Linked DNA regions of Homo sapiens: regions 2, 3 and 4 are each linked to region 1. A link is a loop called in an ENCODE intact Hi-C map of the cell type or tissue named here. Cell type or tissue: heart left ventricle. All regions are shown on one strand. Links, peaks and the distances in the headings refer to the core of each region. The heading gives the core; the rest is flanking DNA.

Region 1 (7,554 bases), core at 1,787-5,786:
GTATAAACTGCAATTGACAGAGTGCTTTTCTGACCTCACTTGAGTCTATCAGGTAGATGATAAAATCAGGCCCATTTTACAGATGAGGACACAACCTGACCAACGGCCACGAGGATGTTGAGAGGGAGCGAGGTGTTCTGGCTGCAAGCCCCACCCCCACCCTCATTCATAATCAAAGCCCGCCTGGGTGCAGCCGGAACCCGGGGGAGCCTGGACGGGGCAAGCCCAGCAGGCCCAGCCTCTGCAGTGAGCTAGACTTGGGTTCCAATCCTGATAATGCCACCGTGAGTGACCCTAACCAATCCATTTCCCAAGGGGGGGCGGCACCAGAACCAGAGATGGAATTCAAGCAGACAAAAGCACAGTGTGAGCACTCGGGGAGGGAGTGGGGCAGGAAACCAAGGTCTAGGGCCAGGTGTTACACTGGGAGGTGGCCTATGTCTCAGCTGTTCCCAGGTGTCACCACTGGGGCCACCCAAGCACCAACTTGGTCACCCAGGTCCCCATGTCCTTGGTCAACTGCCAGGCGTACCCACACTGGGGCATCAGGAGAGGGGAAACGGGAGAGGCTGGAGCCACTCTCCATGCCCGGTCCCTCATATTTGGATATCAGAGCAAAGGATGCACCTGCTATCCTGGAAAAACCTCCTCATCCTCCACAGGGTGGGGTCTGTGTGCGTGGCAATGTAGGGGCGCATGGCACAGTCTGGGTCTGGGCCCAGGAACCCAGCTGGGGCTCTAGCCCTGACTACCTGTGCCTCCTTGGGCCTCAGTTTCCCCATCTAGGAACTGGGCTGGCTGATCTCAAAGTGCCCTCCGGTGGCCATTCTAGCATGGTTTCTTTATACAATCAATCACCTTTGATTACCACATTGATGGGGGGAGGACAGGTGACGAAAGCATTGCTATCACTGCTACAATTACTGAGATCCCACACTTAACTACAGGCAGACCAGATACCAGGCTCGGGGCTAAACGTTACTTGTGCCTCACAACCACTCGGCGCAACAGAGGTGCATGCACCCACATTACAGACAAGGTTAGTGAGACCCACAGAAGGGCAATCACTTTGCCCAAAGTCACACAGCTGAGGATGAAGAATGGAGAAGTGGCTGGGATAGAACACAGGCCTGTCTGATTCTGAGTCCTAGTTCCCAGCTGCAACCCTTTGCAGAGAATAGAAAACAACTGTCAACCGCCAAATGTGGCCAATTTGGCTCCAGAACCCAGGCACAGCCTTGGATCCCAGAGCCCCAACTGCCCAGACATCCCGGTGGGTGAGGGAGAAAGAGAGGAGAAGCCACCATCTCATCCAGGCCCCGGGCAGGAGCTGCAGTCCTTCTCTAGGTCTCTGTTCTGACACTAGGATCCTTCTCTCTCTACTTAGCTGTCCTGGGCTCACACCCTTTACCACGGAGCTGTCCAATACGGTAGCCTGGTGTGCAGAAAACCTCGGCTATCACTTCCTGTCATAGTGACCATTAGAAGATCACCCCAGGTCAGAGACAGGTGACCTTACAGAGAGATCAGAGCTGCCCCAGAAGGCCACGGGGGCTCAGGCGCAGATTTGGATAGAGGAAGCTATGTTAGTAGACACTCACCTTTCCAGGGTGGCTCTGTGTTTTCTTCACTCATATCCCTGTCTTTATATCACAACCCCATTTCTGGAGCGGGGAAACTGAGACAAGTTCCAACTTCTGAACTTGCCATCCAAACAGCGACTCCTAACTTTGCCCTACTCAGCTCCCTCGGCTGCAGCCTGGACTCCTCCACGCGCAGCTCCACGTGTGCCCAGCACCACTGCGCCTGCCCATCCCTCCCGGGCGCTCTTAAAGGGCCCACACCCCGTCCCACCCCCAACGTTGGCCGGAGAAGGTGGAGTCCAGCCAGCGCGATAGGTGAGAGCAAGGGACGAAAGGTTTTCTGTTTAAATTGCCACCATCACCAGCTCGCCAGCGAGTGGCAGGGGGAGGGGAGGAGGCAAGAAAACGGAACTTAGTATCCCACTGACTCCACGTGTGACCCTGGGTGACTTGTGTGCCTCTCTGAGCCTCAATTTCCAGATCTGTTGAAGGAAGTGGTGGCACCTGGAGGAGTGAGGTGGCATCAGGTGATGTGTGGTCAGGATGATAGGGCAGATTCGTCCTGTAAGAGGACCCCTCTGAGTGCTGTGGGATGTAGTTGTCTGAGGGTCAGAACTCGTTCCATCCTGAGGCTGTGTGCAGGTGTGTGTGACCTCAGGCAAGTGATCACTCCTGAGTCATCTATTTCCCAACTGTAAAATGAGGCTCCAACGGGGAGCTGTGGCTCATACCTGTAATCCCAGCACTTTGGGAAGCAAAGGCTGGAGGATCACTTGAGCCCAGGAGTTCAAGACCAGCTTGGGCAGTATCACGAGACCCCTATCTGTACAAACAATTTTAAGATTAGCTGGGTGTAGTGTGTGCCTGTAGTCCCAGATACTCAGAAGGCTGAGGTGGGAGGATCACTTGAGCCCAGGAGGTCAAGGCTGCAGTGAGCCATGATCGCACCACTGCACTACAGCCTGGGCAACAGAACAAGACCTCGTCTCATAAAATAAAATGAGGCTAATATTTTAATGTATGTACCATGTGAGGTTTAACTTAGGAGACAGGTGGTCAAATCCCCTGGGTAGCACAGAGCCATTAGGTAAAAGACATATAACAAAGGTGGAGTATTCCCATCCTTGCCTAGTGCAGCTGACTTCCAAGTCACCTTGGAAAGTGGGTTTCCCAGTCAAAAGAGTTTGAGAAACAGATGCCTATCCCGGCTCTTGGAGATACACAAATCGCATTAACATATTAAAGATGCTAACAGATCCTGCAGGCAAGATTCCCTTTTAACTTCTTTGCAGTGGCACAGTCTCGGCTCACTGTAACCTCTGCCTTCCAGGTTCAAGTGGTTCTCCTGCCTCAGCCTCCTGATTAGCTGGGATTACAGGCATGCTCCACTACACCTGGCTAATTTTTGTATTTTTAGTAGAGATGGGGTTTTGCCATGTTGACCAGGCTGGTCTCAAACTCCTGACCTCAAGTGATCTGCCTGCCTTGAAGGCCTCCCAAAGTGCTGGGATTACAGGCATGAGCCACCACGCCCAGCCCCCTTTTAGCTTTAACCCAGCATTTCCCTAACTTTTTTGACCACCTAAGTTTTTGTTTCCACCTATTTACACCCCATGGAACAAACAAGACTTCAGGAAATGCTGAGTCCTGCCTCTTGTATTGCAATTGGGGAAACTGGGTAAGTCCTTTCTCCTCTCTGGACCTCAGTTTCCCCAATTACACTGCAAGGACTCATAATGAGTTTGTGGCAGAGCAAGGACTGGAACCCAACCCTGACCTGGGTGGCTGGGTCTCATTTCTAGTACGCCCTAACTGGTCCTGTCCCTCATATTGAATTAGGCACAAAAGAAGGGGAAGGCCCTCAGGGAAGAGGAAGAAGCCACATTTGAGAAGTAGGGGTGAGTACTCTTATTTTGAAAGAGAGGAAACTGAGGTTCAGAGAGGGGAGGCAACTTGCCTGAAGGCACACAGCAACTTGGTCCTGAACGCTCCAGAGGCAGTCGAGGCCACCTTCTCTCCTTCTTGGGGTGAGGGTACGAGGGTGGGGGTGGGATATTTCCTGTCTCAAAGCCTCAGGGCACACCCAACAGGGTGCTCACAGGGAGTCTTCCTGATCACATCCCCAGGTTCCAAGCTTCCTTCTGAACCCCTCTGAGGAGGCCCCTGAGTGTGACAACAGCGGCCCCTGGTGACCAATCTCCGGGACCTCAGCAGCCTTACCCTGTGCTAGCCAAGGGCAGATCTGTGGGATCCAAGGGGTGTACCCCCAAAACTAAGCGGTGCCAACAGAACGGGGACTCCCTAATGTCACTAAGAACCTTGAGGTGCTAAGAAGACCCTAAGCTGAGATCTGCGGACCTGGGTTTGAGTCCCCGCTCCAAACCCCAACCTCTCCTGCCCTTACCTGTTAGCAGCCATTACAGCCTGCTGCTATGGAGAAATAGAATGTGTGCCTGCTTTGGAAAGGCCAAAAACACTAAGTATATTTAAAAAAAAAAATCCTGCCACGCCCTAGAAAGGTTCAACTCCACCACATCCAGGCTATGTGTCCTTAGTCATGGGCATTTACTTGATTGGGTCTCACTTTCTTCATCTGTAAAATGGGGATACAAATTTGTACTTGTATCAGCATGATTTGGGCCAAATATCAGAAAATCCCCCTGACTCAACTGGTTTAAATGAGAAAGAACATTTATTCTCTGGAATAATCATAAGAAGCCTTAAGGCAGGGTGGCCTCACAGTTGGTTAAAGCAGCAGCTCAATGGTGTCATCAGGGACCAATGTCCTTTTCATCTTTGTGTTCTGTCAAGGCCCCTCAGGGGCACAAAGTGGCTGCTGCAGTTCCGGGTATCACATCCAGATGCAATAGTGACCAGCAACAGAGAGGACAGTCTTTTCCTAGATTTCTCTTACTTTCCCAGAAACTTTTCCCAGAATTCCCCCTCCCCCAGCAGACCTCCCCGCTTGTCTCATGGGGCAAAACTGGGTCACATGGCTATTCCCACACCGATACCTAGTAAGGGAAGGAGAGTCATGGTGATTGGCTCAGGTGTTGTAACAAAGAGGGGGCATGATTTCTAGGATGGTACAAACACTGGTTCATGAGCTCCCGCACACGGTTCCTGAGATTATGAATCCCAAACACTGAGCACGGCGTCTAACACATGGCAGTTGCCTTATCCATATTGCTTCCCCCTTTCTCTGATTCCCTCTAAGAACACAAGACTCCCAGCCTGGCCTCTCCTGAGCCAGCCTTCCACCCCTCAATCCTGGGGCTTGGGTCTCCACCAGTCAGTGCCTCTCCCATCCTGACCTCTGGCTCCATCACTGCCCTCCCTCTTATTTCTATCTCAAAAGCTTGGGATGAACAAAGATCACTTCGTTGTCCTCAGTGACACTGGATTCCTAAAGAATAAAAGATAGGAGATGCTAGATTCTTATATAAATGCTTTCACCAGGGAGCCAAAAATTAATAACAGCATGAACAGAGGCCTGGAGTATTTAACCACTCCATCCAGACAACTGAAATGATCCGAGTACACCGTTATCTGGGCGAGGTGCGGGGACTGACTGCCGACTACGACATTATCACATTCGGAAATGTCAGAAGCATGCATTTTGCAGGGAGATGAACGGTGTGGCTGAATATGGCTTTTGATTAAAACAAAATTCCCAGCATTCATCTAAAACAATAATAACAGCTAATAATAACAGGGCATGTAATAATGAACCATTCATAGGCATAAGAGGTAATTGTTCAATTAAGATCCCAGAGTTTCAGAGACTGTCTTTTCTGATGGGGTCCCTTTGTTTTTGCCTCCAGTAGCACTAATTCTTTCCCAGTAGTGCTTTAAACTTGGGAAGAAAAAAGCCCTCCTGTCAAATATGACATACAAGTGCCTTATCATTATTAAATACACATACATGCACACAATAAGCAGTCCTTGTTGGAATAAAGTTAGGGGTATGGCGCTCTCAGTGAATGCTGACAGGCTTGGGAGCTCCGTGAAAGTGACAGGCAAGAGCCTGGGCCTTCACTGCAGAAGTGGTCTGGCCTCGTTACCTCTCACTGCCCAGGGACCAGAGCGCTTTCTCTCCAGCATGGGTTCTGAAGACAGAATGCCTGGGTTCAGGTCCCAACTCCACTGCTTAGCATCCAGGTGCCCTGGGCAAGAGTCTTCATCTCTTTGAACCTGTTTCCTCATCTATAATACGGAATATAGTAGACATTTAGTTTTTTTGGCCTGCCTGTGTTCTATTTACTCTCTCTTCTAGTGTCTGTAACCATTAGCTATTGCTGCCTGCACTTAAAACACACACACACACACACACACAATCATAAAAAACCTGTGGTATCCAAAAACATTAATTTCTCATGCAGCTGCCGGGTTCCTCTGATCTCAGCTAGGTTGCCTGGGGTGACTTGGGTGTCTCTTATCCTCTTCCTGAGGGCTGGCCCTGGCATGTCTGCTAACATCCCATTGGTCAAGACAAGTCACATGCTCAACCCCGGGTATGGGAAATTATGCTTTGCCCTCGGTGGGAGGACATCACAAAGTTAGACTGCAAAGGGCACACAGGTCAGGAGAACGGAGAAGGGCATTTAAACTAAGGATGCTGCTTTTTTACAGTCTTCAGAGACGATGAACCTCCTGTCACAGGAGGTATGCAAACAGAGAGGTGTAGGCTTGGTGGTAAAAAGGGATCAAGCGTGGATATAGAGTTGGGATAAATTAATGATTCCCAAATATCAATCATTTCTATAACATAGTCATAATTTTCCCCATGAACGTTTATTCATTTAATATAGTTCCTTAAATCATCTAAGTATTCTTTTTTTATAAGCTATATTTTTATTATTAAATGACTTGCTTGTAAACTACACTTGAGACCACTACTTTATCTAGAAAACTGTATCATTTGCCATAAAGAGAAGGCTTTATTACTCTAAAAATAAAATGAAATTAAAATGTTTTTTATTTTATTTATTTATTTATTTTTGAGACACAGTCTCACTCTGTCACCCAGGCTGGAGTGAAGTGGCGCGATCTTGGCTCACTGCAACCTCCACCTCTCAGGTTCAAGTGATTCTCCTGCCTCAGCCTCTCGAGTACCTGGGATTACAGGTGCACACCACCACACCCAGCTGATTTTTTTTTTTTTTGTAGTTTTAGTAGAGATGGGGTTTCACCATGTTGGCCAGGATGGTCTTGAACTCCTGACCTAAGGTGATCCACCTGCCTTGGCCTCCCAAAGCGCTAGGATTACAGGCATGAGCCACCATGCCCAGCCACGAAATTAAAATGTTTTTAAGTTATTCCTAGATACCATGTCCTTCCAGAGGTTCTGAGCCTAAGGCTTTTCTCTATTTGAAAACAAAGATTAGTGAATGTTGGGAAGGCATTCAAACACAGAAGCACCAAACTGAGACCTTGATACAGTCAGGGAATACACAGAACTGAAAAGAGAATATGGGTTTTTTAAGTGTGATCCTATGTCCATTGTATCACCTGAGAATATTCTGGCATACCACCAGCGCATGTCCCACACTTTGAGAACATTGGGAAAGGTCATCTTTAAGATTTTACTGCAACAAACAAAATCCCAATGACTTGCAGATTTTTAAGTTCCCCCACACAGCTATTTAGTCATAGTCAATATCCAAATCATTGAATATTTAGAAAGATCACAGTTGGAAAAACTTACTACATGGCTAAAAGTGTACTCATAGGAAAATTCATAGCCAAAATTATTTCATTATAAAAAAATAAAAATAATTAGCCAGGAGATAGTGGCATGTGCCTGTAATCTCAGCTACTCAGGAGGCTGAGGCAAGAGAATTGCTTAAGCCTGGGAGGCGGAGGTTGCAGTGAGCCAAGATCATGCCACTGCACTCCAGTCTGGGCGACAGAGTGAGACCCTGTCTCATAAAATAAAATAATGAAAATAAATGAATTAAACACTCACCTT
Region 2 (7,554 bases), core at 1,602-5,601, 180 kb before region 1:
TTGGCTCATTGCATCCTCCCAGGTTCAAATGATCCTCGTGCCGCAGCCTCCTGAGTAGCTGGGATTACAGGCACACGCCAACATACGTGGCTGATTTTTGTATATTTAGTAGAGATGGGGTTTCGCCATGTTGGCCAGGCTGGTCTCAAACTCCTGACCTCAAGTGATCCACCCGCCTCGACCTCCCAAAGTGCTGGGATTAAAGACGTGAGCCACCACACCCTGCTGAGGCAGATACTCTTATGACCCCGGTTTACAAGCAGGAGACAGACCCAGTGCAGAAGACCTTGCTCAAGGACACACGACCAAAAAGGGGCAGAGCAGAGACTCGAACACAGGCCTACTTGACTCCAAATCCCATGGTTTTTACTTCCTGATGGCTGGGACCGTGGCTGGGCACCCATCCTTAGAGCCCCAGCACGTTGTGGGTGTTTGGTAAATGAAATCTAACTACTGGGTGCCTGGGCAGTGGAAGCTGTGAAGTTTTATTTTTTCATCCACATGCATCTTGTTGGATCCTTAAAGAGCAGGAAGTTTATCCTGCATAACTGAAGAAACCTAGACAAACAGCTGTTTCCCTGCTTATGGCCTTGCTGGAGTTACACCTAGTTCTTATTCTGAAACCAGTCCCCAAGGCAGCTGTAGGGAGGCATGTTATTTGAAACTTTTTCTCTTGCAAATGGCAGAAATCCATTTCAACCAGACTTTTGTAGAAAGGGAATGTATTGGCTCTCAACTGAGAAGACCAGAGGTAAATGGCTTCAGGTATAGCTCAATCCAGGGGCTGAAACAATGTGTCGGGAATCTGTCCATCTGCCACGTAATATCTGATCATGTGGCAAGATAGGTCATCTTGGCGACTTGTGTCTGAAGTTAATTATTTTAGCAGCTCTAGTGGGAAGGGGCAGAGGAAACCCTGGGAGGGCTGTGATTGGCCCAGCTTGGACCACATGCCCATCCCTGATCAGTCACCAGTGCCAGAGGCTTCTGTGACCAGCCCTAGGATATGTGCTCACTGCTGTGGTGAAGGTATGCTCAGCTCTACCCAAGCTCCGTGAGAAATGCTGCAGGGCAGAAGGATTCTTTTACAAGTGGAGAGGGCCAGGGTGCCAGGTAGGCAAAGCCGTTGGCTGTCTCCAGCCAACAACTGTCAGATGGACGAGGCAGGCTCAGGGGTGGGCATAGGACCTTGGCCTCAGGCAGGCCAAGTGGGAACAGATGGAACCTTCTCCCCTAGGAGCTCATTGACATGAACCAGCACCATCTGAATGCCCTCGGCGTGGGCCACGCCTCTCTGGACCAGCTCTGCCAGGTGACCAGGGCCCGCGGACTTCACAGCAAGCTGACTGGCGCAGGCGGTGGTGGCTGTGGCATCACACTCCTCAAGCCAGGTATCCCGGGGGTAGGTGGGCCAGGCTGCCAGCCTGGGCTCCTAAGAGGGGTCCACCTGGAGAATTCCCTTGAAAGGAAAAAGAGACCTGGAAACAGGTCTCAGCTCCGCTGTGTGGCCTTGGGCAAGTTAGTTAACCTCTGGTCTTTGCTTCCTCATTGGTAAAATAAGGATGAGAGTATCTAGCTTGCAAGATCGTTGCCCAGATTCAAGCAGGAAAGTGCACCTAGAGAGCCTGGTGCAGGGCTGGGCTGTGGCTGGGGCTCCTGTCATCGGGGCTGTCCGCACAAGCTTGGGAAGTAACCAGGGCATTGTCACTCTCCACGTCTGCCTAACCTTGCCCCACTTGTACCCTTGATGTGGTCAGGATGCGGTTGATTTTGCTACAAAACGAAAGGGTTTCCTTCCCGTTGGTTTGGGGAAAGAGGAAGACCGAGTAATGGGCTTGGCTTAGGAAGCTCCCTGGTGCCTGGGGGCCTGGCAAGGGGCTTCTGCTAGTGTTTAACCACCTGACACCTACCTCTGCCCTCAGGCTCGCTCCTGGCCTACAGTAGGCACTAACCGGTCCCACCTGCCTCCATTTCCCTCTGTGCTCCTTGTCCCCTCCTTCCTTCCTTCTTTCTCTTTCTGTCTTTATCTCCTCCTCTCTGTTCTTCATCCTTCCTTTCCCCTCTGCTTTGCACTGAGCCCCCTTAGGCTCCAGACATCCCCTCACACTCCATGATGGCTCCCAGGCCTCAGGAGGTGGCCACATCCTCACTCCAGCCAACCCCAACTGTTGGTTCCTAGTTCAGAGCCCATGACGATGGTGGGACTTGACATTTCTGGAGTGTGCCCGCTGTGCCAGGTGTTGTGCCAGGCACTTTACCTGCGTTATTTCCTTTAAGCCTCCCTGAGATCTGCACGGGGAGTCATCATTAGCCCCATTCCCAGATGAGGAGACTGAGACTGAGAGAGGGGAAGTCACTTGTCTGAGGCCACACGGCCAGTACAAGGCAAGGCCAAGTCCTGTGACTTGAGAGCCCATGTTTTTAACTCTTGCTCCCTAAACCCCTGGGGGTGCAAGGCTGGGCATTCCAGTGCACGGAGGGGCTGCAGGTAACCTTGGGCTTTATGGCCTGTTGGCTCAGGTGGGTCACAGCCAGGAAGGCACAGCAGGAAGGCCTGGGCTTTTGCCTTGAATATGATGAGCTTCTCCCACGGAGCGGAGAGTTGTCAAGGGTGACCTGCCTTCCCTCCCCGCAGGGCTGGAGCAGCCAGAAGTGGAGGCCACGAAGCAGGCCCTGACCAGCTGTGGCTTTGACTGCTTGGAAACCAGCATCGGTGCCCCCGGCGTCTCCATCCACTCAGCCACCTCCCTGGACAGCCGAGTCCAGCAAGCCCTGGATGGCCTCTGAGAGGAGCCCACGACACTGCAGCCCCACCCAGATGCCCCTTTCTGGATTATTCTGGGGGCTGCAGTTCGACTCTGTGCTGGCCAGCGAGCGCCCAGCTCCTGACACTGCTGGAGAGGCCCCAGCCGCTTGGCGATGCCAGCCAAGCTCTGCAGTCCCAGCGGTGGGACCTAGGGAGGCATGGTCTGCCCTCTGCATCCTCTGGAGCCAGCCGAGCAGGAGGCCTAGGAGGGTCCTCTGAGACTCCAGACCTGAGGCGAGAAGGGCTGCTTCCCTGAAGCTCCCACAGTCCCATCTGCTTCAGGCCCCCGCCTTGGCCTGTGTTCTTCCTGGCCGCCTGGGTCCAATGCTCAGGTGCTGGGGCCTGGTTCCCGGAGAAGTGTGCCTTCTCTCTCCCTTTTCAGGGACCGCCCCCTGTCTCTCAGGGCCAGGCCTCTCCCTCCTCCAGGAAGCCTTCCCCTACCCCTTGTCGCCCCTCCCTCCCAGAGCACCTGCTGTCTGGGTGGCTCACTCAGCACTTGGTGTGGCCTTCCCTTCTACCTAGCGGGATGGGGCTCCCCCAGGGGCTGTCCCGGAGGCGGTGGGCCTGGTTAAATAAGGCAGGGTTTATATGCACTTTCTTCCGATCTGTACCTGAGAGGTTTGTGGAAAAGATGGCAAATGGGGAATAAAAAGATTTTGTGTCAACAGTAGAGACTCCAGGCCACCAGCACCTCCCTCTGTCCCTGTCCCCTCTCCAGCTGTTTCCTCCATGGAGCTCTTCAGCAATGGAGGGAAATAGGGTTTGGGGTCACTTTGTTGTGCGTCTTGGGGATGAGGTGGCTTTTCCCAGATGGCCCTTGCTGGAGAGGGACTGGGACACGGCTCTCAGTCCATCAGCACAACTCTAGGCTGCTGCTGCGGAGGGAGAAGTTGAGCTTCCTAGCTCCAGAATCACAAGCACCCACGAGAGCACAGACCTGTGTAAGACAGGAAAGCAGAACCTGCCATCGCTCCTGGGGCGCGCCTTCCTTTCTGAAATGAACTGGCTGGATGGAGAAAACAGACTCAAATGTTCTGGCCCGGGTGCCTGGCACTCCCCACCCCCGCCCCCCACCGGCCCTATTTGAACTTTATATTGCAGTCAGCTTGGTGCTTTCCGAAATGCCATTAGCCATCAGGAAACCCTTGTAGTTGGTGCCTTGCCAGCCAGAACCTCTGGGACCCACGGACCTGCAAAGAGGCCGAGTGGAAAGGTGGGGGCCGGCGCAGGGATTTCAGGATGAGGTGAAAGCGATTCAGTGCGCGTCTGCCCTTGGCCACTAGGGGGCAGCTGGCGGCCTTCCCTGCTGTTGTCTTCCTGCAGGGTGAGAGGAGCAGGAGCCGAGCTCCACCCCCACGCCAGCCTTGGGCCCGGCCTGGGATCACTGCTGGGAACGTGAGAGTGAAGGGAGGACGCCTACCCCAGCTTAACTTGTAGAAATGGCCCCAGATCACTGATGGCTGTTCCCTGCCCCTTCCCTTCAAAACACAACGCATAAAGCAGTAATACTAATTAATACTGAACGCTCACTGTGGACTAGGCGTGTTTACGCATCGCCCCTTCTCATCTCTGCCCCGACCTCAGTGTCATTGCTAGTCTCATCCCCGCTTTACAGACCAGGAAACCAAAGGTCAGAGAGATCGAGTAACTGGTGCAAGTCCACACAGCTCATCAGCATCTGAGGCCGGATTCAAATGGACTCCAGAGCCTGCTCTTAGCCCCTACGTGTGTCTGCTGGGTGCGGCTCTGTGTGCAGGCTCACTGCGATTTTTTAGCTTTCTGTGCTCAGGCTCGTTTTTCTGGATTCGGATGTATTTGACCGGGGTGGGGCTCGGACCTGCATGTTTTCCTCCCCACGCGATTTTAATGAACAACCAGGCCAGAGGCTGCTGTGCCCTCAGTGATGGCGCTGGCTGACAGCCAGCCTCCAGCCTTTAGGAGGTGGGCCTGGGAGCCTCCCCAGGCTTCCATAGATGTCCGCGGCAGCTGTGAGATGGGTGCAGGGGACAGAGGCTGAGACCCCCAGAGCCCGTCTGCTCCTTGAGGCCCTCTCTCTCTCATTCCCTGGGGACAGGATGTCACTCCTGGGGCAGGGGCCAGCTCAACACTCTTGCTCCAGTGAAGCAGCTGCCGGTGCGCTTTGGCCAGAGCAACCTTTCAACCCAGCCACCCCTGCGGCCACCATATGGGCCTGGTGTCACACTCCTGGCTACCTTGTAGACAGTTGGCACTTGCGGCTGTCACCCCTTCTCATTGCCTATTGCAGTGGTTCTCGCTCTCAGAGCTGCACCTCGGAACCACCTAAGGACCCACGAATTCCTGACTCCACCCCAGATATTCTGAGTTAATCTGTCTCAGCGGTATCTTTTTAAAAAGACATCTTTTAAAAGCTCCCAGGTGATTCTAACGTGTGACCAAGCACCACATGGTGCTGCACACCTGTAGTCCCAGCTACTCAGGACGCTGAGGCAGGAGGATCGCCTGAGCCCAGGAGTTGGAGGCTGCAGTGAGCTATGATGGTGCCACTGCACTCCAGCCTGGATGACAGAGTGAGACCCCGTCTCAAAAATATTTTTAAAAAATAAGAAAATGCAGCCAGGGCTGAAGATACCGAACTGGATGACCCCAGGGTCATCTCTGCACGCCATTGTGGTGGTTGAGCACTTCAGCCCTGCCCACCCCCTGGCCATGTGACCTTGGGCAAGACAGCTTACCTCTGGAGGCCACAGCTTCCTCATCGGGAAAGTGGGATTCACTAATACCCACCTTATGGAGGTTTCGTGGGGATCAATGAGAAAATATACAGAAGGCCCTTGACACAGTGCGTGGCACACGGTAAGTGCTCAATAAATACTCATTATTATAACTGTCTTATGCTGAGAGATAAGGGTGTCTTCCAGAGCCCCAAAACTTCAGAATGGTGCACAGAGCTGGCTCAAGGCGCCCTGCCCAGATGGTCCAAAGCCCCTAGGTTGAGACCCCTTGGGTCGCTGTTGGAGAAACACACCTAAGGCCCACCGGCTTTCCCACCTCCCTGCTTCCTCTGCAAAGAGGCGGTCACATAGCACTGACACCTTCTTTGCGAGGGGAACAGCAGTGCCTTTCAGGTCATAAGCTGGAGCCGCTCCCAGGGTCTGCAGCCTGAAGTTCTCAGAGAATTTCCCTGGTTCTGGCAAGGGTCTCACTTTGGGAGGCAGGCAGGAAATACTGTGGTTCTTTCCAGACAGAGTAGCTGCTATGGTTGCACTGATGTCGTCTCTGTCAGTGAGGAGTCCTTTTATTTATTTTTAGACAGTCTCACTCTGTTGCCCAGGCTGGAGTGCAGTGGCGCCATCTTGGCTCTCTGCAACCTCTGCTTCCCAGGTTCAAGTGATTCTCCCGCCTCAGCCTCCCAAGTAGCTGGGATTACAGGTGTGTGCCACCACGCCTGGGTAATTTTTGTATTTTTAGTAGAGACAGGGTTTCCGCCACGTTGGCCAGGCTGGTCTCGAACTCCTGACCTCAAATGATCTGCCCACCTCGGCCTCCCAAAGTGCTGGGATTACAGGCATGAGCCACCACACTTGGCCTGGTGAGGAGTCTTTCCTCACCAAGGTTTCTGTGGCCTGCTGGCAGCCAGTCGCGTTGGCTGGCTGGCTCCAGGTCAGCAAGCGTGGTGGGGGGCCGGCCCTGCCCTTCGCTTGTGCTTGGCCCAGCCAGCTCCTTTCTCCTCCACGGCTGTTTTCCTCCTTGTTTCCTCAGCTAGCGCCCTTTGGAAGACACCTGGCTCAGGGGCCCGCACCTCGCAGGTGCTTCCTTCCCCAGCCCTTCCTGGTTTCCAGCTAATTTTGGACAAGTTCTTTGGCTGTCTCTTAGCACCTACTGTCTTCTAGGAAGGGGCAGAGAGCTGGATTTGAGGCCAGGAGCTCTGGTTCCTAGTCTGAGCTCTTTAGTTCTCAAATTATAATATTTTTACTATTACAGAAACAGTGTAAATACACTGTAGAAAGAAAATACAGATTAGCAAAAATCACATCAAAGCACTGTGTTTTTACCATACAGAGATTACCCCTGTGAACAGCTGCCACCTTTCCCTCTGTGTGTGTGTGTGTGTGTGTGTGTGTTCATGCTGTTCGATAAAGTGAGATCATACTGTACATGCTGTTTTGTTACCTACCTTTTTGGTTTCCAGTCACCTTTCTCTGTCAATATGTTTCATCTCTAATGCCCAGGCTATAGTCACATTTCCTCCAGTTGGGCCAGGTGTCCGGCACCCTGTCTAATACCACATACCTGGCTGTTACAGCCCTGGCTTCTCTTTTAATCTAGCACAGCAGCCCTACACACACACACACACACACACACACTCATACCTATTTTTCTCCATGATATGACTTGCTTAAGAGACCCAGCGGATCATCCTGCAGAATGCTGTGTCTTCTACACTGGTCATTCAGAATCCAGCCCCTCCACATGGCTTTGGGAGGTCTTGAACCCTTTACTGAGCACCTACGATGTGCTCAGCATGGTGCTAAGTGCTTTGTGTGCTTTATCCCTGTGAATCATTTCAGTCCATTGAGCTAATTACCGTGCTTATCCCCATTCTGTTGGTGAGTAAACTGAGGCCCAGAGTAGGGAAGTGACTTGCCCAGGGTCACGTGGCAGAGTGGGATTTGCACGCAGTTCTGTGTAACTTCAGGGCCCTGCTCTTAGCCCGTGTCTAGACTCTCCCCGGGGAGGTGACTGGTGACCTCTCCGAGCTCCCTCTC
Region 3 (7,554 bases), core at 2,056-6,055, 250 kb before region 1:
TTCTCGTGGGCCATTCCTAGCTGGACCCTAGCTGCAGCCAGACCACTCTTTCCGGAACGTTTTTTGCTTGTGTATTCAACAGTATTTCTAATTCCCACAAGTGTTCCAGGGAATGCTTCTGTTCTCACAGGACACTTCTAACTGGTAGCACATGTTAAGGCATCCCATTCTGCTTGCATCTCATCTAACTTCAGTTTCAGTCATTTTTGCAGAGTGTTTTTATGGAATCGTCAGTTTGCTGACCCTGTTTTCTGATCCCGCCTTTGTTCATTTTAGAGAGTTCTACTGTTTCGAACCATGGTTACCAAGGAGAAGGAGAAACTGGGGCTGGTGGAAACCAGCTCTGCCTCCCCGCATGTCACTCACATCACCATCCGCCGGTCCAGGATGCTGGAGGTGAGTGTGAAGCCTATGGAATCCTACCACAAGGAAGTGGGCCCTGCAACATGGAAGCTCTTTAGTGGACGGTCTCTGGCTTTTGAACTGTTCCTGTTACTCCTTGATCTGAAATTAAGGCTCTGGGAGCAGGAAAGGGGTCATTTGTCCTGTTGACTGCTCTGAACAGCTGCTTGGTTAAACATGTTCTCATTGCTGGAGACCCAGCAGTGTCTTCCTTTACCCCATGAGAGCTAGAGTATCCTGGGCTAGAGCATCCACCTCTTCATGTCCCTTTGAAATGAGGACAGGAGCTGCCAGTCACAGCGGCTGCACTAACACTCTCAGGTCTGTGCAAACTCCATTTGTCCCAGCAGGCACTTTGCTGAGACTCTCAACTGTGATTGTAGTATATAAGTGGAGTGGAGGTGTTACATTTACTGAGTTATGTAGAGAAATACTTTTATCACAGAGCCAGAAGTTCTTTGTAGACAGAAACTTACAAGATACCACTGAAGTGACCCACCTGAGCTAAATCCGTTGTCTGGAACTACCACTATACGGTGACTCCATGTAAATTAGAGATAGGTACCCAGTCCTCATATGTCAGAAAATTGTCACAATACATTGGTTTTGTTGGTACAAGACCGTGCCTCCAATCTGCTGGAACATGGTTGTCATAAACTTAACTACCTACGATGTCTGTGTTATCCATGCCACAGCCTCCCCTGGGCTTGTATAGTGCACAGCCTACCCATACATGCTCATCCTGCCAGCGATAGAATTGGTGACTGAGCCACAGTCCCCATTCCCTGGAGAGGCTTGGCTTCATTTATTTGCCATGTTTGCACTTCAGACCTTTTTATCACACTCCAGCTGCAGTTCCCCATGAGCCTGTCCTGTAGTGTAGGACAGTCACGGGATCCCCTGAAGTATGTGGCCAGATAGCCACCCCCACCAGCAGATGGCTTCTGGCAGCAGCTGTTCCTCCTCACGTGTCTTCATTTTCTCCCTCGGTGCATCGTACCTTGTTTGTGTCACTCCTTACTGGAGAGCTTGTTTGAGTGCCCCTGGCCACTGGTGATCAATGCCGAGAGCTGCTAGGAAGGCAGTGTGTGCTGAACAGTGGATGTTTCTGACATTCTTCAAGGTAGGCATAAGGAATTGAAGGGCCCACTGGGCCCTGCAGGCCATGTGAAGGAGTAAAGCTGGCTGAGTGGGTCTCATTACAGGAGCATTCTGTTTGCGTGCTAGACATATAGAAATAATCTCCACTTCTGCGCCCTCCTGTTCTTGAAACAGCCCTCTTGGTCTGTGTAGCTCTACTTGAGAAAAATAGCCCCCACGAGTGAGTTGATAAATGGCAACTGACACCCAGCCTCAGTGTTGGGGAGCAGTTGGAAGCACGTGCCTCCCCAGAAGAGGCCACCGCCACTCAGCTCCTCCAGACCTGCCATGTGACGAGGTGGGCTCCATAACGCTCTTGAGTTTTTAAGAGAAGGCCAAAATTCAGATCTTCCATGTTGTGAACTAATTGAACTCTGTAAAGTGCCTAGAAAGTCAGATAACACCTGTCTTTCCACCAAATTCAACCTGTGGGCCACCCATTTGCAACCTCTGCTTTTGATTCAGAAAAAGCCCAATTGTGTGGTAGGGACTCCCTTTCTAGCACTTCCCTCTGCAGACCCAGATGCATCTCCCTTGTCTCTAGAAATCCTCAGCCCCACTACCCATCACGCCTACCCAGACGTGGCCAGCACCCACCCATGGGAAGAGTCTGGGGTGGTATAGATTGCAGTATCTCCTGAGAGTGGCAGAATCCGACTCCCTTCACAAATATCATTGCTTATTGGAAATTCACTTGACATCCCAGTTACTCTGGCCCTACTTTTTAAAGCATATCCCTCAGGGATGGCAAAAGAGATGTCTGTCTTAGGCTTTAGGCAAAGTCCCTTTTCCTCTTTACTTTCCACTGGAGAAGGGGAGAGGGTTGTTCATTGTTATCCCAGTTGTCGTAATCTGGTGGCTTGGTTATTAGAATATGAGAGCCCAGGGGCCTTTGCTGGATTTGGACACAAGGGGGCGTCAGTAAGCTGATCTCAGACTCATGCTCTCCTGGGCATTGTTTCCTTTTTTATGGTTAGTATTGAGGGCTATGCTTCTCTATTAGGCTTCCAGATATTAAAGTCCTGTAGGAAGGCTCTTCTTCCCAGAGGGTGAGTTTGGGCTGGAACTCTAGTATTCAGAACCGGAAGGATCCTCAAACATACTCTTACCCAGTCCTTTCCCCTGTCTCTGTCAAAGGCAGAACTGAGGCCAGAGAACTTCAGTCAAGGTCACTTGGATATCAGTGATAGAGCTGGGCCTGGAAGCCAGGCATCCCTTTTCTAGCTCAGTATTCCCTGTGTGTGCATGTTGAGATGCAGTGAAGAAGAGGAACGCTGACTCACATTCACCTCCCAAGAGGCATGGATATAATCCTCGCATATCCACGCCAGTTCCCAGAAGGCAGGAAATGTATCACAAGAGGCAGTCCCCTCTAAACGTTTAAACAAAGAGGCTGGTGTGGAGCTGATCAAGCAAGACTGAGATTTGAATCCAGTAAACGCTCCTTGAGCTAGGCCATGTGCCACTTGCTTTCACATGTACCATCCCATTTCATCCACATAACCACAAACGCATCTACTAATGCGTGTGAAGGCTGGGGAGGCATAATTTTAAAGCAGGTTGGAGGAACTCCTGCAGGCAGACAGGAACTTGATGGAATTCTCCATCCGTTCTCATCTCAGTGCCAAGATAATTATCTTAAATTTAGGCAGAATGGTTTAAATGCTGTTACAGCTGCCTGTTGACTTCCTGTTTCTCCCTTTTGTCATCTAACTTAATGATTCTCAAACTTTATGTACATAAAAAGTCCTTCTCAGGTTTGCCTCCACAAAACTGTGCTCCTGTTCCCACATGTGACTTAGGGGTCTTGAGAGGTAATTTTCCCTTGCCCACTAACTTTGAAGCCTAACCCCTGAATCGGGGCACCATAGGATAGTCCTTTGGGGATCACTGGGTGAACATGGCAGGAAGGCAGCAAGGGTTCCCCAAAACAGGTCTCGCCACACTGGCATACTGCTCGTTTGCTTTGTGATGAGGGGACCAGACGGCAGCCGAGTGGATGCTGTGGAGACAGCCTGTCTAACCTGCGAAGCATGTGACAGTGTTACAGTTGTAGCTGAAAGGGAGAAATGTGGCATGGCCTTCATAGGACAGCAGGGTTGATTGGTCACTTGTTCCATCACAGTGTCTGAAGACATCAGTTTCACCTGGTGATTGGGCCTCTCAAGTCGGGCCAACAGACTCTTCCCTGGGCCCTGTGCTGTTCAGCACTGTTTTTATAGTCACTGCTCTGAAATAAAAACCTCAGCACCCCAAGTACTAGGAATGCATTAGATGATGGAACCAGAAGCCAGGAAGGCCTCAACAGATTAGAATCAAGAGACAAACTAAACAGATGATTTAGTAGGAGAACTCCAAAGTTGTGGTTCTGGGGCTGTGCATGTTGAGGTCTGGATGGAGTAGATGTGCTGAATGGCTGTGTCCTAACAGAGCTGACCACCAGCCAGAAGTCCAGGCCCAGCACCACCCCCACATCTCGGTCTCTGCTCCCTGCGTTGATCCCTGCCATCCACCTGCTCTGCTGCCAATAGAAAGATCTGACAGAAAGTCAGCCCTGTTACTCTTTGCCTAAAACCTTCTGCAGCTCCCATTACCTTCAGGATGTCCCCTAAATTCCTCAGCATGACTTGCAGGCACTTCATGATTGGGAAGGCAGCGGGAGATGAGGGGTGATGGGTAATTCTTTTCATTTTACAGTGTTCTGTAGGTTTGATTTTTTTTTTTTTTCTTTTTTCTTTTTTTTACCATGAGCTAAAGATACTCTTAGCATTGAGAGAGAGAGAAATGTATCTTGTCCCGGTTTCTTTCATCCTTTGTCTGATGGCCAGGAGCTTGTCATGACTCATTTTGTCTAACTTCCCCATCTCACTGCTCTGTCCCCTTGAGGTCAGTCTCCCCTTGCCAAGGAGTGATACTGTCACATCCCCAAATGAATCTTTGCTTTTAATCAGCACTCATTCAAAAGCAGGTGAGAACGGCTCCTGTCATGCATCCACGTTTCATAATTTGCACATTTGGTAATGATGCTGGGAGAGCTTCGCACAGAGGAGAGGGAACCCCGAATTGTGTGCATAAGGCTTTGGGCTTCCTAATGGGCTGTAATTCTGCTCTTGGCAGGACGGCTACGAGCAGCTTAGGCAGCTCTCCCAGCACGCCATGAAGGGGGTCATCCGTGTGAAGTTTGTCAATGACCTCGGGGTGGACGAAGCAGGGATTGATCAAGACGGTGTTTTTAAGGAGTTCTTGGAAGAGATCATCAAGAGAGTTTTTGACCCAGCACTCAATCTGTTCAAGGTATTTAAGGGGAGCAACAGCAGGGCTGACAGCAGCCAGATTCAAGAAGTGAAGAGCTGGGCTTGCTCCTTGCAAGGCACTTGACCTCTGCCTCTCCCCGTCTTTTTGCCTTGCAGACAACCAGTGGGGATGAGAGGCTGTACCCCTCACCCACATCCTACATCCATGAGAATTACCTGCAGCTCTTCGAGTTTGTGGGGAAGATGCTGGGGAAGGCTGTGTATGAGGTAGGAACGTTAAGAAACAGAGAAATGTAAAATAAAATGTTAACGGTACCATGGGCTTCTTCACATACACATATGTGATCAGGCTTGGCCATGTAAACTGTCACTAGGATACAAGCGAGGACAGGGGCAGGAACCAAGGTTTGTTGTACACCAGTGCTAGGTACTTTGCCTGTGGCATCTCATCTCATCCCATCGACAGCCCTGTGACGGGGCTGCCACTGTCCTGGCTATTTAAGGATGGGAGACCTGAAGCTTTGAGGAGTCACCTGTCCAGAGTTTCGTTGCTAGTTAAGTGGTAGAGGTGGAATTTGAACCCAGGCCGGCCCAAGTCCTAAGGCCAGCCCTCTTCTTTCCTGAGGCATGAGGAGTGGTGTGCAGAGCCAGATGGCCACACGGAGGCTGGGTCCCCGTTGTAGGAGGGCAGCATTTTGTGGAGTTTGATAGTTTTAAAATCTTGTGTTGTTTGAGTGAGTGCTTCCCAGCCATGGCAACAGGACAGGACCAGCTGTTCCTAGTCAGCCGTGTGACCATGTGCCTTCAAGTTTCTTTAGTTTTTAAGCCGTGTTCTCGCATCAGTAAAGTGGAGATAAGAAAAGCCACATTCCTGGGTTGCCGTTAATGGTAAGTGAGGAGGGCCTTCTACGGTGCCCAGCCAGCTGCTCACACCAGGTGGATCGGAGCAGTCATCCTCACCTTACTAAGAGGAAGTGAGTCTGGGTTTCCACTCTGTGGCCTGATGGGGTCAGGGTGATGTGGCCCACACAGCTCCTGTCCATTGAAACCCCGTCCATTGAAAGCCAAGGTGGGACCACCTTCAGTGGGAAGTCACCGCCTGTTCCTTGGGAGAGTCCTGTTTCCCAGGAGGAAGGAAAGCTGCAGCACAAGCCCAGCCAGTCTGTGTGGCCTTCGCAGTGGGCTCCAGAGCTGCAGGGACCCTGCCTGGGTCTCAGGCTCTGCTGAGCTTCTGGCCCAAGCACGGAGGAAGCGAGCCACCTGGGCAGCACTCCTCGCATACCCCAGGAACCTGGAGAAGCCAGATGCTTTCCAAACAGAAAGAGCCAGCAGCTGGGCCAAGCTGAGAGGGAGGTCTCAGGGCCAAACTCCTTTCACTCTCGAATAATCCATTGTTCTCTCTGTCTGGAAACAGTCTATGTGCACCGGCCTCAGTCCCTGGCCATGATGGAATCAGGTGGCCCATCTGAGCCCCTGCCCAAACACCATCCAGTCTTCCTTGTGCCCTCCAGTGATTTGGGTCCTGGGCCCATTCTCTGTGCCTCTGTTTCCTCATCTGCATAATAGAAACAATTTCTCAGTTGATTTCCATTGAAAAAGTTAAAAATCCCATTAGGACCCACCCGAGCACATGGCATATGTTTTCCTTTAAACACGTTGCTGTGATGACACTCAGAAGAGCCTGGGCCACCTGGAAAGCATGGCCTCCTGGCTTCTCTGAATGTCATGCCATTTCCCAGGCCTCGCCTCTGTGTCCTTTCCCTCCCTCACCTCTGACAGTAATTGTGCTGACGAGAGAAGATGGGACCTGCTAGGCCCTGCATGAGGAGTGGCATGGATTAACTCATTTACCCCTTACGGTCCTCTGACAGGTGTCATCAAGTCCGAGTGACTGTCCCCTCTCAGCCTCTCCAGTCCACATGTCTCTCTCCACCCTCCTGCCGCTACCCTGGCACAGTCTGTCGGCGTTTTCCCCTGGCAGCATGCCACAGCCGTCTGGCTGTGTCTGCCTCCTGTCTTCCTCTCGCCAGCCCATTCCCCACATAAAAGTGCAGCTCTGTCCCTTCCCTGCTCAGAGCCCTCTGGACAGAATCCAGCCTGCAGCAAGGCTTACGGGCCCTCCCTGACCTGGCCCTGCATCCTCATTGGACATAGCTTCCATTGCTTCCGTGCCCTCCATCCCTGGAGTATGCCTGGGGCCTCGTACCAGTGCCTGGCTGGCTCCTTTAGGCCTCACTTAGCTGGCTTTTCCTCCCGGAAGCTCCCCAACTCTGCCTTTGGGGGAGAGCTTATCCTCTGTGCTCCTCTGGCCCCTGCCAATGCCATGGCTGCCCTGAGAGCTTGGGGGTGCTGGTACTGTGCACGTTCCATCCTCTTAACTGAGAGGCTGGTGCTGCCCCCCACTGACAGGTGAGACAGCTGAGGGCCCCTGGCTTGGCAGCAGCCCAGCTAGGATTTAATCCCTGAGCACTGTAGCTCCAAACCATGTGTCCTGACCACTGCGCTGTCCCCAGGAGGCACTCAGTTGTATTTGGTAGAGGATGGGGAGATACTGCCCTCCGGATTGGAAACTTAGGAGGGGCCTGGAAATGCCGATGGCACCCCTGGGCCATGTCTGCACCCTGAGCCACCCCAATCCAAACACTGCATCAGAATCCTGGCTGATGGACAGCTCTGCTTCTCTGCTCTCCCAGGGAATTGTGGTGGACGTGCCATTTGCATCCTTCTTCCTGAGCCAACTGCTTGGGCACCACCACAG
Region 4 (7,554 bases), core at 2,438-6,437, 350 kb before region 1:
CAGGATGTGCGTATGTGTATCTCTTTCTTTCTTTTTATTTCTCTTTGCACAATAATAGCACACTGTATGTGTGGTTTTGCGTCTTGCTTTTTTCACTTAACACCATTATCTTGGAGATCATTCTTTTTTTTCTTTTTGAGACAGGTTCTCAGTCTGTCACTCAGGCTGGAGTGCAGTGGCGCAATCAGAGTTCACTGCAGCCTCGACTTCGTGGGCTCAAGTGATCCTCCTACCTCAGCCTCCTGAGTAACTGGGACCATAGGTGCACACCACCACACCTGGCTAACTTCTTTGTAAAGATGAGGTTTTGCCATGTTGCCCAGGCTGGTCTCAAACTCCTGGGCTCAAGCCATCTTCCTGCCTTGGCCTCCCCAAGTACTGGGATTACAAGCCTGAGCCCCACCATTCCTGGCCTGGGATCATTTCTTAAACAGCCAGTTTATTCTGAAGCAGCTGCACTGAACCAGGGACAATGTCGGAGAAAAAACGTCTGGCTTCAGCAAGCAGAGAAAGCAGTGGATGTAGAATGTGAACATGGCCTTCCATATTTAACTGTGTTGTTCCCCTTTCTTTACATTAGGAACATCTTCAAGCATTCAAGAAGCAGATGGCTCTGTTGCTTCATGCACACTCTGTGAGCCGTCCTGACAGCCCTGTAGTGATTTCTGAAACAGCGAACGTGGTACTCATTTCTCTTCACTTACAGGTGCTGTGCAAGTCCAAGAACATTATCCTGAGGGAATGCTTCCTGCTGGCCGAGTTAGAAAACCGGAGGAGGCCCCCAACAGTGAGTGGGAAAAACACCCATGCAAAATTGGATCTCACCAGAGGGTGAGATGACCACCAACTACCTACGCTTTTTAAGCCACCTTCCCCTTTTCTGGAAGTATTACTCTCTAACAGATTCTACTAAATATATGCACCTGTAATCTCACACCTGTAATCCCAGCACTTTGGGAGCCTCACATCTGTAATCCCAGCACTTTGGGAGGCCCAGGTGGGAGAATCACTTGAGGCCAGGAGTTCAAGACCAGACTGGGTAACATAATGAGACCCTGTCTCTACAAAAATAAAAATAAAAACAAATCAGTCAGACAAAACTTGGGTGCATTAAAAACATAAAAGAAAGAAAGAAAAAATCAATTAGCCAGGTGCAGTGGTGTGCATCCATAGTCCCAGCTACTTTCGGAGGCTGAGGCAGGAGGATCCTTGAACCCAGGAGTTTGAAGTTACAATGAGCCATGATTATGCCACTGCACTCCAGACTAGGTGACAGAGCAAGACCCTGTCTCTTAAAAAATCACTTGGAACGTGGCTTATGATATATACATTAACTTAGAATGTGATATTCATGTTCCAAGTTTAGTCCCAGTTTGTTCATTTGCAGGCATTCATTGAGCAGCACCTACTATGTATATGTGGCAGGCACTGTGCCAGGCACAGGGATTCAGCAATAACAAGCCAGATGAGGTCCCTGCCCTCAAGGGACTTACAATCTAGTGGGAGAGAGTATAAGAAAATACCATCAAATAAAGAAGTTATAATAATACCAGCATCATGAAGGACACGTGTCAACAAAGAAACACAAAGGAAGGTGGAAGAGAATGACAGGCCTGGGGCAGAACTGGTTCCTGCTGGGCACTCACCACGTCTTTGCTGAGCAAGTGAGGCATCCTAGACAGATGCTTGTCCAGCTTCCACGTGACCAGACCAAGACTGGCCTTCTCAGGTCAGGACATCCAAAGCCACCTCTTAATGGGCCAGATGGCCACTAGGAAGACAATCTGTCAATAGTTCAGCTCTATAGGGCTGACACCTTGAGCCCTGGCCAGTCTTTTTGTATTCGTTGGAAGCAGCAGTATCTCTCTGGCTCGTTCTCTCTCTCTTTCTCTCTCTCTCTGCAGGTGGGGACTCAGTTTAAAAACAGTCTGAGCAGCCTTCTAGAAACCCTCATCTCTAAGGAGCCCTCCTACATCCGTTGCATCAAGCCCAACGACAGGAAAGAACCCAGTGAGTTGTGGATCATTATGAACTGGGCTCAGGGAAAGGAGGCTGGGAGCCAAAGCAAGGTGGCAGTGGGTTGGGATCCTAAACACCACCACAAGCTTGCTCGATGTCCTCTGGATGTGAATCATTTTCCTTTCTAAATGATAGAAGTTGGCCAGATGTTACAGGCTTATGCCTGTAATCCCAGCCCTTTGGGAGGTTGAGGCAGGCGGATCACTTGAACCCAGGAATTGGAAACCAGTTTGGGCAACATGGCAAAACCCCGTCTCTACAAAAAATGCGAAAATTAGCCAGGCATGGTGGCGTGTCTCTACTAAACATACAAACACTAGCTGGGTGTGGTGGAACATGTCTGTAGTCCCATCTACTTGGGAGGCTGAGGTGGGAGGATCAATTGATCCCAGGAGTTCAAGGCTGCAGTGAGCCATGACTGTGCCACTGCACTCCAGTATGGGTGACAGAGTGAGACCCTATCTCAAAAAATAATAATAATAGAAGGTAAATGAATGCCTTTGGTGGTTCAGAGTGAGCATTTCTCAGAGGTTGTTCAGTTTCAGGAGCAACACAGCTGAGTCAGGCAGGTGTCAGAGGCGAAGGGAGTCAACGTCACTCTTTTCTAGCCAAGGAACAGTCTTCGAAAATGATCTATGACTTGGGTAGTTTCTAAGCTCTTGCCATGGTCTATAATATAGTTGTTAGGAACCATTATAATGAACTATAATGGACCATCAGAGGCTCACAGAGGCTAGGCAGGAAAAGCAAATGAGTGAAGCAGACAGGTTGAAAGGCAATAGGCAGTGGGGAGGACTGTGGCAAACTGGAGAAGGCACATTCTGTCTAAAGGGGCAACAGCGCTACTCCTCTCCTGCCAGCTGTTGCCATGTGGGACTCTGGCCTCAGGATAGCCAGATCTCAGGACTTTTCAGAGGAACCAGAAATTTAATTTTTTCCTATAAAATTCCCCCATTTAAAAAGCACAATTGGGCTGGGCATATGGTGGCTCATGCCTGTAATCCCAGCATTTTGGGAGGCCGAGGCGGGTGGATCACCTAAGGTCAAGAGTTCGAGACCAGCCTGGCCAACACGGTGAAACCACGTCTCTACTAAAAATACAAAAATTAGCCAGGCATGGTGGTGTGCACCTGTAATCCCCACTACTTGGGAGGCTGAGGCAGGAGAATCACTTGAACCCAGGAGGCAGAGGTTGCAGTGAGCCGAGATTGTGCCACTGCACTCCAGCCTGGGCAAAAAGAATGAAACCCCATCTCAAAAAAAAAAAAAAAAAAAAATTAAGACCTCACGAAATGAGTCTGGGGCCAGACCCAGCCCACTGAACTTCAGCTTGCAGCCTGTGATCTGCCTTGGTTGATATGAAGCCATGGGATCCTTTCCTGTCATTCTCTGTTCTATTTCTCCAAAGGCAAATTTGATGACTTCCTCATAAGGCATCAGATCAAATACCTGGGGCTGATGGAGCACCTGCGGGTGAGACGGGCTGGTTTTGCATACCGAAGGAAATACGAGCATTTCTTGCAAAGGTAAAATGTGCTTTATTGATCTGAAGCCAATAGTCATGTGCCTACTACATGAGAATCTCTGGGGTTTAGTGGTAAATAAAATGGCATCCCTTAGGAAGGCTCAGTTTGGTTGTTAACTGCTGTAGTTATGACAGCTAAAAACACTAACATTTGGGAGAACATAAAAACCCAACTCTGGCTGGGTGCGGTGGCTCATGCCTGTAATCCCAGCATTTTGGGAGGCCGAGGTGGGAGGATTGCTTGAGGCCAGGAGTTCGAGACCGTCCTGGGCAACATGGCAAAACCCAATCTCTACAAAAAAAAAAAAAAAAAAAAAAAAAAAAATATATATATATATATATATATATATATTAGATGGGTGTGGTGGTACACACCTGTAGTCCCAGCTACTCAGAAGGCTGAGGTGGGAGGATCACCTGAGCCTGGGAGGTTGAGGCTGCGGTGAACTTGAGATCGTACCACTGCACTCCAGCCTGGGTGACAGAATGAGAACCATCTCAAAAACAAAACAAAACAACAAAAAAAAAAACTCACAAAAATTCAGTTTACCATCTTCTGTTCATTTCACTAATCCCTGACTGTTTACAGTCAAGGGCAAGGCCAAGTGCGTAGATCTGCCACCAGGGGGCAGCCGTGGGCAGTGCCCCACAGGCCTCTGAATTAGCAGGAGAAGCTAAGTCCATTTGTGACCGTAGGGCCTGGTTTAGTGCCTTAGCGCAACGGGCTGTCAAGAGCAGCAGGTTAGCGGTGGGGACATGGGTTTTCAAACCACATGAACTTGGATCATAATCCTCATTCTCTTATAGCTGTGACCTGTCATTTCCCTTATCTGTAGGATTAAATTGTCTGGGATCAGGGAGTTTGTAAAGATTTAATGAACTATTTCTACGCCTACTCTCACCATCCCCCAAATTGCTTATACACCAACACTTCTTCAATGATGGGCTGTGTGTGAATTTATGCTACCAAAATAGCAACACACTCTCAAGCATAATAAATGGTCACTTTGTTGGGTCAGAATGGTTGAATAGCAGAAATTTCATGTGGTTCAACCAATATTTTGAGTGTAGTCATTTGAGACTCTTTGCCTTTATTTTTCCTGGATGTACCTCCTTTGCCCACCATTTTTGCCCATCCGCTACTTATTCATTCATCTTCATCCCAAATCTGACTTCTGCGGCAGATGGCAGGGCAACAGCCACTGCCCACCTCACCCCCCTCCAAACATATACACACTTGATGTTCCCATCTACCTGTGTTTTTTTGAACTTCATACATCTCTTGTCTATTTTTGCTGCTTTCTGAGGCTCATTCATTCTTTCCATAAAATCTAGTGAGCAGGCCGGGCATGTTGCCTCACACCTGTAATTCCAGCACTTGGGGAGGCCAAGGTGGGCAGATCACTTGAGGTCAGAAGTTCAAGACCAGCCTGACCAACATGGTGAAATCCTGTCTGCTAAAAACACAAAAATCAGCCAGGCATAGTGGCGCATGCCTGTAATTCCAGCTACTCAGGAGGCTGAAGCATGAGAATCATTTGAACCCGGGAGGCAGAGGTTGCAGTGAGCTGAAATCACACCACTGCACTCCAGCCTGGGTGATAGAATGAGACTCTGTATCAAAACAAACAAAAACTGGTGAGCAGCTATCTGAGCTAGCACTGTCCTAGGTGCTGGGGTGATGTCAGAGAACAGAACAGACCCCATCCCTGTCCTCATGGAATTTACTTTCTATGGGGGAGACCAACAATAACAAAGACGTAAAGTTGGCCCTCCACACCCGCGGGTTCCACATCTGAGGATTCACCCAACTATGGATTCAAAATGCTTTTAAAAATACAATAAAAATAACAATACAACAATAATAATACAAATTAAAAAGCAATATAGTCTAATATCTATTTATGTAGTATTTACATAGTATTAGGTATAATAAGTAATTTAGAGATGATTTAAAGTGTACAGGAAGATGTACTCAGGTTATATGCAAACACTATGCCATTTTTTATTAGAGACTTGAACATCCGTGGATTTTGTATCCATGGGGGTCCTGGAACCAATTCCCCACATACGATGAGGGGTGACTGCATAAGGCCAGGCAGGGATATGTTATTTGAAGAAAAGTGAATCCAGGTAAGGGGAAAGAGTGGCCAGGCTCCCTCCTTAGGTAAGGGGGTCACTCTCTGAGTGAGGAAGTGAGCCATGAGGACATTTGGTGTCTTAGTCTGTTTGGGCTGCTGTAACGAAACACTACACTGGGTGGCTTCTAACCAACAGAAACTTTTCACAGTTCTGGAGGATGGGAAGTCCAAGATCAAGGCACTGGCAGACTCAGTGTCTGGTGAGGGCCAGCTTCCTTGTTTGTAGATGGTGCCTTCTCGCTGTGTCTTCACATAGTTGATGATGTAGTCATAAGGGCACTAATCTCATTTATGAGTGCTCCACCCTTGTGACCTGATCACCTGTCAGAGGCCCTGCCTCCTAACACCATCACATTGGGAGTTAGATTTCATCATATGAATTTTGTGGGGACACAGACGATCAGTCCATAGCATTCAGGGAACATCAATCAAGGCAGGAAAGCCTGGAGGTGGGAGCAGGCTCTAGGGCAAGCTGAGAGGCCAGCGTGGCAGCTGGTCAGTGGCTGGGGACAGAGGCAAGGGGAGATTCACGGGATCGAGCTGGAGATAGCCAAACCCCGTGCACCTGCCTGGCACCACTTCCCTTGATCAGGGAGCAACCATATCATAGAGTTGAAGACATAAGGTACTAGTCCCTCCAACCTGCAGGCATTTAGGGCCTCTCCCCAGCCCCTCCATATCTGTCTAGCTTTGGCGGTGCATGCTGGTATTGCGCAAGGTCTGCATGGATGAAAGCAGGGCCTGAGGCTGTGCTGTGTCCCCTGGGGGTGGTGGAGACCCTATCTTCTCCAGCTTTCACTGGAGTTCAGGAAGCACACATCCTGCACCTTTGTGTAGGTGGCTGAACAGAGGAAGAACATGGGACACTCGATACCCTTAAAGAACATGCTCATAAATTCCAGGAAAATAAAAATATTTTTCACTGGACATGGTAGCTCATGCCTGTAATCCCAGCACTTTGGGAGGCCGAAAAGTGATCACCTGAGGTGAGGAGCTTGAAACCAGCCTGGCCAACGTGGAGAAACCCTGTCTCTACTAAAAATACAAAAATTAGCTGGGCGTGGTGGCACATGCCTATAATCCCAGCTACACAGGAGGCTGAAGCAGGAGAATCGCTTGAACCCAGGAGGCAGAGGTTGCAGTGAGCTGATATCGCACCACTGCACTCCAGTCTGGGTGACAGAGTGAGCTCTGTATCAAAAATATATATACATGTATTTTTTTTAACAGTTTAAAATCGGATTTTAGAACGTGGGAGGTGGAGCTTGCAGTGAGCCGAGATCGCACCACTGCACTCCAGCCTGGGAGACAGAGCGAGACTCCATCTCAAAAAAAAAAAAAAAATCTGATTTTAAAATAAACATAATATGAGGCCAGGCACGGTGGCTCACACCTGTAATCCCAGCGCTTTGGGAGGCCGAAGTGGGTGGATCACGAGGCCAGGAGATCGAGACCATCCTGGCTAACACAATGAAACTCCGTCTCTACTAAAAAATACAAAAAATTAGCCAGGTGTGGTGGCGGGCACCTGTAGTCCCAGCTACTCGGGAGGCTGAGGCAGGAGAATGGCGTGAACCTGGGAGGCGGAGCTTGCAGTGAGTGGAGATTGTGCCACTGCACTCCAGCCTGGGTGACAGAGCAAGACTCCGTCTCAAAAATAAATAAATAAATAACATAAATATAATAAGAAAGGAAGGAGCATATTGGGAACACCACTGCTAGCACTCATTGAGTCTTGGACTGGGACTAAATACCTAGTGTGTATTATCTCGTTTAAACCTCATGAGAACCCCATGAGGAAGGTCCTGTTACTGTTCATGTCACACAGGTGAGGCAGCGACTCCTCCCGCTCCGGAGCTGGGCTGGAAC

The links. Hi-C counts contacts between places; a loop is a spot of excess contacts. Peaks named below come from ENCODE experiments on the same cell type or tissue, not always from the same donor. Only the 100,000 strongest peaks of a DNase experiment are listed, where the experiment ranks them.
Region 2: it touches region 1 in a loop (13-fold over the local background); 103 of 110 quality-filtered maps call a loop at or near these places.
Region 3: it touches region 1 in a loop (6-fold over the local background); 92 of 110 quality-filtered maps call a loop at or near these places.
Region 4: a loop joins it to region 1, with 8 times the contacts of the local background. A loop is called at or near these places in 70 of 110 quality-filtered maps.

Annotation. Positions count from the first base shown.
Region 1 is chr12:109,771,696-109,779,249 of GRCh38, forward strand. FAM222A-AS1 (FAM222A antisense RNA 1) reads right to left here and starts at 1,792. Exons shown (of 3, transcript NR_026662.2): 1 at 1,602-1,792. RefSeq lists an enhancer at 381-880 and a silencer at 3,609-3,903. In heart left ventricle, for the core only: CTCF peaks have their summits at 3,770 (motif pointing left) and 3,974; a DNase peak (open chromatin) is centred at 3,756.
Region 2 is chr12:109,593,791-109,601,344 of GRCh38, forward strand. It overlaps MVK (mevalonate kinase), which reads left to right. Exons shown (of 11, transcript NM_000431.4): 10 at 1,238-1,391; 11 at 2,636-4,335. The coding sequence ends at 2,787. Among named protein-coding and RNA genes, the nearest start is that of MVK, 24 kb to the left of the region's middle. RefSeq lists an enhancer at 4,738-5,427. In heart left ventricle, for the core only: CTCF peaks have their summits at 4,084 (motif pointing right) and 4,287; a DNase peak (open chromatin) is centred at 4,121.
Region 3 is chr12:109,516,489-109,524,042 of GRCh38, forward strand. It overlaps UBE3B (ubiquitin protein ligase E3B), which reads left to right. Exons shown (of 28, transcript NM_130466.4): 19 at 277-396; 20 at 4,660-4,836; 21 at 4,953-5,063; 22 at 7,490-7,554. Among named protein-coding and RNA genes, the nearest start is that of UBE3B, 43 kb to the left of the region's middle. In heart left ventricle, for the core only: a CTCF peak has its summit at 2,451 (motif pointing right); no DNase peak of the experiment used is centred there; H3K27ac peaks cover 1,971 bases.
Region 4 is chr12:109,424,042-109,431,595 of GRCh38, forward strand. MYO1H (myosin IH) reads left to right here. Exons shown (of 32, transcript NM_001101421.4): 17 at 707-787; 18 at 1,905-2,010; 19 at 3,428-3,545. Among named protein-coding and RNA genes, the nearest start is that of KCTD10, 49 kb to the right of the region's middle. In heart left ventricle, for the core only: CTCF peaks have their summits at 4,163 (motif pointing right) and 4,370; a DNase peak (open chromatin) is centred at 4,190.